Regions from separate parts of the Homo sapiens genome. Here region 1 is linked to region 2. A link is an interaction called in ENCODE POLR2A ChIA-PET data of the cell type or tissue named here. Cell type or tissue: PC-3. All regions are shown on one strand. Links, peaks and the distances in the headings refer to the core of each region. The heading gives the core; the rest is flanking DNA. Region 1 overlaps EPHX1 (epoxide hydrolase 1). Region 2 overlaps ENAH (ENAH actin regulator).

Evidence for each region. Peaks named below come from ENCODE experiments on the same cell type or tissue, not always from the same donor. Only the 100,000 strongest peaks of a DNase experiment are listed, where the experiment ranks them.
Region 1: POLR2A ChIA-PET joins it to region 2 with 6 read pairs; 2 of 35 experiments call an interaction of 5 or more read pairs at or near these places.

Annotation. Positions count from the first base shown.
Region 1 is chr1:225,815,639-225,820,026 of GRCh38, reverse strand. All of the region lies in intron 1 of EPHX1 (epoxide hydrolase 1), which reads right to left. Among named protein-coding and RNA genes, the nearest start is that of EPHX1, 7.7 kb to the right of the region's middle. RefSeq lists enhancers at 1,396-2,222, 2,223-3,050. In PC-3, for the core only: no CTCF peak of the experiment used is centred there; a DNase peak (open chromatin) is centred at 2,216; H3K27ac peaks cover 1,563 bases.
Region 2 is chr1:225,621,112-225,625,499 of GRCh38, reverse strand. The region is part of intron 1 of ENAH (ENAH actin regulator); the gene reads left to right. Among named protein-coding and RNA genes, the nearest start is that of ENAH, 30 kb to the left of the region's middle. In PC-3, for the core only: no CTCF peak of the experiment used is centred there; no DNase peak of the experiment used is centred there.

The sequences.
Region 1 (4,388 bases), core at 237-4,236, 190 kb before region 2:
TACTCAGAACTCAAAGGTTCACCGCAGCTGTCCTTGATGAGCTGGTGGCTGCGGCAAATACGCCATCAGATTGGGATGTTGAGGCAGACTGCTAGCAATGTTCTCTCCTTCTTCCTTAGCAAAGGATTTTTAATTTTAGTTGGAGAAGACCAGCCAAACACTTGACATTTCTTGGCCCCCTGGCAGCTAAGTATGACAGAGTGATTAAGTGCGGACAAAGAGTTATAAATGTATTAGAGCAGAGCCACCTGGGGCCCAGACAGTACCTTGTGTCAAAATTTTCTCCAGTGCATCTGAAATCGCACTGTGATCCTGTCCCCCTAAACTTTGTCTTCTCTTGGTGTTCCCTCCCTCAGTAACTGACATTACCCGCCCTGCTACTGCCAAGCCAAAAACCCAGGCAACGTCCTTGAAACCCCTCTCCTTCACTCCGCCACAGATATCAGTAAGTTCTGGCAGCTGAACTTCCAAAGTACATCTCAAATCCATCTCCAACCCAGCCCAGGTTCCTGTGGCTCTCCCCTGGACTACTACCCTGCCCGGTCCACTCACATCTGCTCTACCCCTTCCAACACAATGGCCACTCTGAAGCCACAGCAATCTTTTTAAAACATTTTTTTTTTTTTTAGATGGAGTCTCTCTCTGTCCCCAGGCTGGAGTGCAGTGGCACGATCTCGGCTCACTGCAACCTCCGCCCTGGTTCAAGCAAGTCTCCTGCCTCAGTCTCCTGAGTAGCGGGGACTACAGGCGCATGCCACCATGCCCAGATAATTTTTGTATTTTTTTTTTTTTTTTTTTTTGAGACGGAGTCTCGCTCTGTCGCCCAGGCTGGAGTGCAGTGGCGCAATCTCGGCTCACTGCAAGCTCCGCCTCCCGGGTTCACGCCATTCTCCTGCCTCAGCCTCCCAAGTAGCTGGGACTACAGGCGCCCGCCACTACGCCCGGCTAATTTTTTGTATTTTTAGCAGAGATGGGGTTTCACCATATTGGCCAGGATGGTCTCAATCTCCTGACCTCGTGATCCGCCCGCCTCCGCCTCCCAAAGTGCTGGGATTACAGGCGTGAGCCACCATACAAACCTTTTTTTTTTTTTTTTTTTTAATGGAGACAGGTTCTCACTATATTGCCCAGGCTGGTCTCAAACTCCTGGGCTCAAGTGATCCTCCTGCTTTAGCCTCCCAAATAGCTGGATTACAGGCATGAGCCAGGCCAGAGTGATCTTTTGGAAATGCAAATCTGATCATGTATATCCCATCCCCTGCGAAACCCTTAAAGAGCTTCCCATTGTCCTTGGGTTAGTGTGGCCTTCAAGGCCTGTGTGATCTCACCACTCCCCTAGCCCCTCAGAGTGCTACTGGTATCAATATTATGGAGAAACAGTTTACTTGAAAGCTAAGTGAGAGTTTTAGGGCTGGGATCTCACGCTGCCCCCCGATCTTTCAGTTTTGTGCTCACCATGCTGTCTTACTGTGGGGCTTTATGAAGGCGAATCCCTCTGTCGAAAAGCTATTCCCTCCCCTTCCCACCTCCCTAACTTCTATCCACCTTTCAGATTTCAGACTGACTGTCCCTCCTCTGGGTAGCCTCTCCTGACCTATCCCAGCAAGGCAGATCTCTCAGTCCTAGCCTTCGTCGAGCTCACATTTGTCAGGGTGATTATGTGACTGACAGCTGGACGGAAGCTCCTGTAGGCCACTGACCATGTCTGCTTTGGCTCCCATCTGGACTCTCAGTGCCTGGCATTCTAGTAGAAGCTTAATTATTTGTTGAATGAATGAATGAATTTAAAAATTCTTTGAATGAGAGCATAGAAAATTAATCAGAACTTTTGAACAAGAAGAGCTGAATTCCCCTTGAGGAATAATAAATATAACCTACTTAGCCTAGTTGGTAGAGACAGACCATAAGATGCAGGAAGAGGGCTGAGTAGGTGGCATGAGGCACTATAACGCCCCCTGACCCCAAAGAAGACTGGAGAACCAGTATCCTAGGCGCACTACAAATATCAGGGTTTTGGGTCTAAAAAGATGGGGTCAGACTCAGATCCGGCCACACAAAGTAAAGGGCAGGTCTACCGCCTGCCCAAAGACTCCCCTCCCCCAACCCAAGCAAGCAGTCAGAACCTCACCACAAGAAAGTGCTCCTAAAATCGCAGTAAAGTGCTAGCCGGCCATGACTCAGCACTTGCCATGTGCCCGGCCTTGGCTAAGTGCATTGCAGGGCAGAATGCCCAAGTATTTTTCCAGAACAAAGGCCATGAGGTGGACCCAGCCCTGCGACAGTTGGGCAGGCCTGGCTCTGACTGTGTTTCTCTAATAGTGACTGAGACTCACAGCAGCGTGAAAAGCCAGTGCTTCTCCTGGGGGAAGTCTGCCACTTTGGGGAGGAAAGTGTGGGGGCAGAGAGGGTAAGGGAAAAACTATGGCATGACCTGCCCCTCAGATGCCAGGCCAGAGAGGTAGGTGGGCTTGGAGGGTCTGCTGCTTCTGCAGGCCTGGTCCCAAGCCTGCCCCCATACTGCCCTCCCCAGCACCCCAGCCTCATCACTCCTCCCTGGGGAAGGCGAAGGGAACATCCAGTGGAAAGGGAAAAACGGATGGCTTCCCTCCCATTCCTGGCCTGCCTGCCAAGCGGACGCAGGATGGGAGCCTGGGAGCGTTCCTGCTGTGAACTCCCTGTCAGCAGCTACCCAAGCCTTGGGGCTCCCAGGGGCTTCCCAAAAGCCATCCTGAAGCTCCCAGCCCCACTCCCTTGGCTGGCCCAAGAGTGACGGAGGCAAACCCTGGGGGGAACTCCCAGCTTCTCCCTCAGCCATTGTCCCTGAACCCCAGGGACCCCTGGAGACTCAGGATGGAAGAGGCCGGATGCAGGCAAGCTGGGATTGTGCACCAGGCCAATGGCCGTGTTTATCTCTGTGCAAGCGCCGGAGCCAAGCCCTGGGAAAACAGCTTAGAGCCAGAAACCAAGGGAAAGGAAAAATGCAGTTTACAAGCAGGAAAAAAAAAGCTGGGGGAGAGTAAAAGAGCAGTAAAAAGTGTCAGGAGACAGCCTTCTTGGGGGCAGGAGTGCTGTTCTGGGGCATATCGCCCTCTGTGTGGGAGGGAATTCCCTCCACCTCCATGCTATCTACATGTCTGGAGAGATAGAAAGAAAACAATTTGGGATTGGCACTGGGATGCCAATGTGGTTGAGGGAGCCCCGAGCCAGCCCGCGGGCAGTTAGGCCCTCACTGCCTGCTTTGCTGCCTGGCCCTGCTGCCTGCCAGCCATGTAGCCTCAGGTCAGTGACTCCACTTCTCCAGGCCTCCGTGGCCCCATCTGCTGTGGAGGGTCTGGAGAGGGGAAGGGGAAGGCCACGCGGGTGGGCTGGCCAAATCCTGTGCACCTTCGGAGAGGGGACGGCTACTTCCACACTCTTTAAAGGCCACACAAACTTTAAGTTACAGAACTCAAGAAGACCGAGAGATGCCCCACATGCTGCAGGGCTCATGAGCTCTTGGCCTGGAGTTTCATTTGAGGTCCCATTCCATCTCACATTCTGCCAATTAAAATTAGAGCTGTTGAGTTGCTTCCATTGGTTCTAAATTACCAGAGAAAAAACTCAAGCAGAACCCAGTTCACCACCTATAAAGAAAAAGCATTGCCCTCTATGCAATTTCAGTCCTTGACATTCTCTTTTTTTAATCTTTTAAAATTAAAAAAAGTTAGAATAACTTGTTTTTTCTTTTAATTTTAAAGACAGAGCCTTGCTTTATTGCCCAGGCTGGAGTGCAATGGTGCAATCTCAGCTCACTGCAGCCTCGACCTCCCAGATTCAAGCAATTCTCATGCCTCAGCCTCCTGAGTAGCTGGGATTACAGGCACCTGCCACCACCATGCCCGGCTGATTTTTGTATTTTTAGTAGGAAAGGGGTTTCGCCATGTTGGCCAGGCTGGTCTCAAACTCCTGTTAAGCGATCCGCCTGCTTTGGCCTCCCAAAGTGCCGGGATTACAGGCATGAGCCACCATGCCGGGCCAGTCCTTGGCATTCTCTACTTGAGTGGAGAGAGGCTCCTATTCCAGGGGATAATAGGAGCAGATCATATAACACACTTACCGGAGTTCCTTCCCACCATTAACCACACTCTGCACCTCCCCCTTCTCCCCAAGGTGTCTTTTCCTCAACAATGTGCTCCACGATCTGGAAGCTTCCTTGCAGTGTGTAACAGGAGAGCACTGAAAGCCGGGCCTCATGGAGGAACCTGAGCCTGCCGTCTCATCTAGCAGAGCAGCAAGAGGACTAGGGGTGCTTCCTGTAGGGCAGCCCGAGGACCAGGGTCCGAGTTCTGGGTTGTTTGGTCGTGGTGAAGGTTAGTTTGTTTGTGGCAATGCTTAGGTTTCAAAAAGGA
Region 2 (4,388 bases), core at 294-4,293:
AGTAATCTGTTATATTGACAGGACCATAGAGTTTGTGGAGGAATGTAGCTTGCACGACTTCTTTTTTTAAAAAGAAGAAAAGGCAGGAGTTCAACTATGTCTTAAGATATTTCTTAAAGAAAATTGGTAAGACAACATCTCATTTCTTGCAAAGTCTCTGAGCAGTTTTTTAAAAATTATTTTTGTCTGCTAAATATTGCTTTAGGTGTGCCAAGAAGACTAGAATTTGAGCTAAGAATTTAAGAAAATTAACTTTATCTGCATTTCATATTTACTTTATCTTGTTTTAAATGATTGCTTATACCCTAGCTTTTAAAACTAAACATTCATAGCCTAAGGATTTTTCATATCTTTTGACTCTTGGAATGAAAACCCATTTTGAAATTAAGTCTATCGCTCAGCTCTTCTGCTTTCACATGCTTTTCAGGAACAGGTTATGTGTGAGAATAGGGACACTGGAATTCCGAACATCTGACATCCCCATTGTTGACCACAGTTCTCCACCATGAGCTCTATCTGTCACATTAAGGGGTCAGCTGTTTCACATCCCACCAGGTTAGGTGAGCACATAGTCCTTAGCTTTCCCACTTATTTGGTGATGCAGTGATGTAGAAACCATGTAAGATTGTGACCTGGGAAGAATCAACCCTGTGACAGATAACAAAAGCAGAATCCTGGGGCATTTTCCTTTTAGGGGACCTTAATCTGGGCTTCTTCATCCCCGGTGGATAGAGTCCAGTGTTGAGATCACAGCATCCTTTCATTGTCTAGGACAGGTTGTAGCTAAGATTACAGACCTGCACCACCACACCTGGGGAATTTTTATTTATTTTTAAAATATTTATTTATTTATTTATTTATTTGTTGATTGATTTAGTGGCAGGGTCTTACTCTGTCGCCCAGGTTGGAATGCAGTGGTGCAATCTCAGCTCACTGCAACTTCTGCCTCCCAGGTTCAAGCGATTCTCCTTCCTCAGCCTCCCAAGTAGCTGGTATTACAGGCGCCTACCACCCCACCCAGCTAATTCTTATAGTTTTAGTATAGACGCGGTTTCACCATGTTGGCCAGGCTGGTCTCAAACTTCTGACCTCAAGTGATCTGTCTGCCTCAGCCTCCCAAAATGCTGGGATTACAGGTGTGAGGCACCATGCCTGGCCATATTTATTTTTAAAATATTTCTTTGTCCTTTTCTTCCTCTACCAGCTAATCTTAAATTTTTTTTTTCTAAAGACAGGGTCTTGCTGTGTTGCCCAGGCTGGTCTTGAACTCCTGGCCTTAAGCAATTCTCCTGCCTTGGCCTCCCAAAGTGCTGGAATTATAGACATCAGCCACTGTACCCAACCTATGAAGCTTTTAGTATTTAAAGTTTTTATGTTTTTCAAGAGATTTGTTGCAGCCATAAAAAAGAACAAAATCATGTTCTTTGCAGCTGGAGGCCGTTAGCCTAAGCAAATTAATATAGAAACAAAAAACCAAATAACCGCATGTTCTCACTTATAAGTAGGAGCTAAACATTGGTTACACACAGACACAAAGATGGGAACAATAAACACTGGGGATTCCAAAAGCAGGGGAGGAAGTCAAGAGTGAAAAACTACTTATCGGGTACTGACTGGGCCCGGTGGCTTACGCCTGTAATCCCAGCACTTTGGGAGGCCGATGTAGGTGGATCACAAGGTCAGGAGAGCGAGACCATCCTGGCTAACACAGTGAAACCACATCTCTACTAAAAATACAAGAAAAAAATTAGCCGGGCGTGGTGGCAGGCGCCTGTAATCCCAGCTACTCAGGAGGCTGAGGCAGGAGAATGGTGTGAACCCAGGAGGCGGAGCTTGCAGTGAGCCGAGATTGCACCACTGCACTCCAGCCTGGGCGACAGAGCAAGACTCCGTCTCAAAAAAAAAAAAAAAACCCAACAAAAAAACACTACTTGTCGGGTACTATGTTCACAACTTGGGGGGCAGGAAGCCCAAACCTCAGCATCATGCAGTGTACCTGTGTAACAAACCTGCATACCCCTGAATCTAAAAAAAAGAAAAATTTGTTAATGGAAGTATTATCATATTTTTGAATATACAAGTGAAATTATGAGTCTTTGCTGATAAAGACTTAATTTCTTTTTTTCTTTTCTCAGTCACCAGGTTAGTACTGGTGAGCTCAACAACATAAATGAGATAGCCTGTAATCTAACAGCCTTAGAGGAAGCATTTTTACCAATATTAAGCCAAACAGAAAAATTGGGAAATATAATTTAGAAAAACAAGGGAATGAATTTACTTTGCTAATTATAGACAAAATTAAAACCACCTTTGTTTTATTTTTCTCTAAGCCTGTTTTTTCAGAGATCTCTTAAATCCGTAGTAAGAACTCTAGTGTCTTGAAAAATTCTATCTGCCTTTCTTTTGCATTTTAGCATAATCCAGAACCTTTTCTGTAATAAAAAGTTCCCCTACTTTTAAAGCCTTAACTTGCAAGTTTTTCTGTTTCAAGTTGAGAAGGTTCTGTAAACTGGGCCATGGTGGGGGTGCTGGAGTGGAGGATTTCTCTTTATGTCTTATCCCTGTGCCCCTCACTGCTTCTAGTTTTTTCCTTTTGAAATCCATCCTTCGAGTTACTTCCTGGTGCAAATTACTCTCTGTGATCCCCTATCCCCTAGCTCTTATAAGCTGCCCTTACATGCTTAAGGCTTGTGGTTATGTCATTCTGCCATAGTGCTATGGTCTGAATATGTGTATGCTCCCAAGATTCTTAGGTTGAAACCTACCCCCAAGGTGATGGTATTAAGAGGGTAGGGGCTTTGAGAGGTGGTTAGGTCAGGGGAGCTTGCTCCTTTTGCCCTTCTGCCATATGAGGACAAATAGAAGGTGCCATCCATGAACAGCATGCCCTCACCAAACACCATATCTGTTGGCAATTTGATCTTGGACTTCCCCAGCCTCCAGAGCTGTGAGCAGTACACTCATGTTTATAAATTACTCAGTCTAAGGTATTTTGTTGTAGCAGCAGGAACAACTAAGACACATAGCTTATCAAATATTTAATACAATATATAACATTTTAACAGCTTTAAAAAAATAGAGATGGGGTCTTGCCATATTGCCCAGTCTGGTCTCTAACTCCTGCGCTCAAAGGATCCTCCTGCCTCAGCCTCCCAAAGTGCTGGATTATAAGCTTGAGTCACAGTGCCTGGCCAACACCTTTATTGAGGACATACAATAAATGTCACATATTTAAGGTGTACAATCAAGATAGCAAACATATCCATCACTCCTAATATATAAACATATGAACACAAATTTGAAGGGACATCACCCCATAAGCCTAACACTCAATATGTATAATAACCTTCAGTGTTCTTTTTCAATGAACATAACCATGGACACTTTTCCATGTTGTTACATGGTCTTAATAATAGTATGACTTTTTAAAGAGTTGAGCAATGGCATGTTAAAAACATGTTCTTTACACATCTAAGATGATAGTACATAGATTGTTTCATGTTAGAAGTAGAAACATTTTCAGCTTCTTTTGAAGTGAGAGATACGAAGAGGGAGGCTATGAGAGAATCAAAGAGAGCACAGGGAGTTCTCAGTGGTCTCCCCTCTTCCAAGGCAAATACTTCTGTCTCCAAGGACTGAGTAGAGCTTTGAGAAGGAGGATAGGTATGTCACAGAGAGTAACTAATTTCTGATTAGGTGAAACTGAAGCTGTGTGCTGAGGTAAATGGTAAATTTAGGAGTGACTGCTTGGGATTTATTCAGTTAGAGGTCCATGTAGCAGGTGGGAAATGTTTGTATTTGATGTGTGCGGTTAACAAAAGCCAATGAAGAATTTGGGAGATTGAGTGACTGGGCCATTATGGTGTATATGTAAAATAATCTTAGTGGTTGATTAAGAGATAGATTTAGGCCGGGCGCGGTGGCTCACGCCTGTAATCCCAGCACTTTGGGAGGCCGAGGCGGGCGGATCACGAGGTCAGGAGATCGAGACCATCCCGGCTAAAACGGTGAAACCCCGTCTCTACTAAAAATACAAAAAATTAGCCGGGCGTAGTGGCGGGCGCCTGTAGTCCCAGCTACTTGGGAGGCTGAGGCAGGAGAATGGCGTGAACCCGGGAGGCGGAGCTTGCAGTGAGCCGAGATCCCGCCACTGCACTCCAGCCTGGGCGACAGAGCGAGACTGCGTCTCAAAAAAAAAAAAAAGAGAGATAGATTTAAAGAAGTAATTCCCATGGCCATACTGAGTCAGAAGGGTGATAAGTATAATGAGAATGGTTGGTGTGAAAGGTCACACCAAGGTTCTGGAATTTGGTAATAGGATGATAGCATTGTCACTCTTAAAAAGATGATTAGGCAAGTGGACATGGGTGAAGATTTTCCCAAGGAGA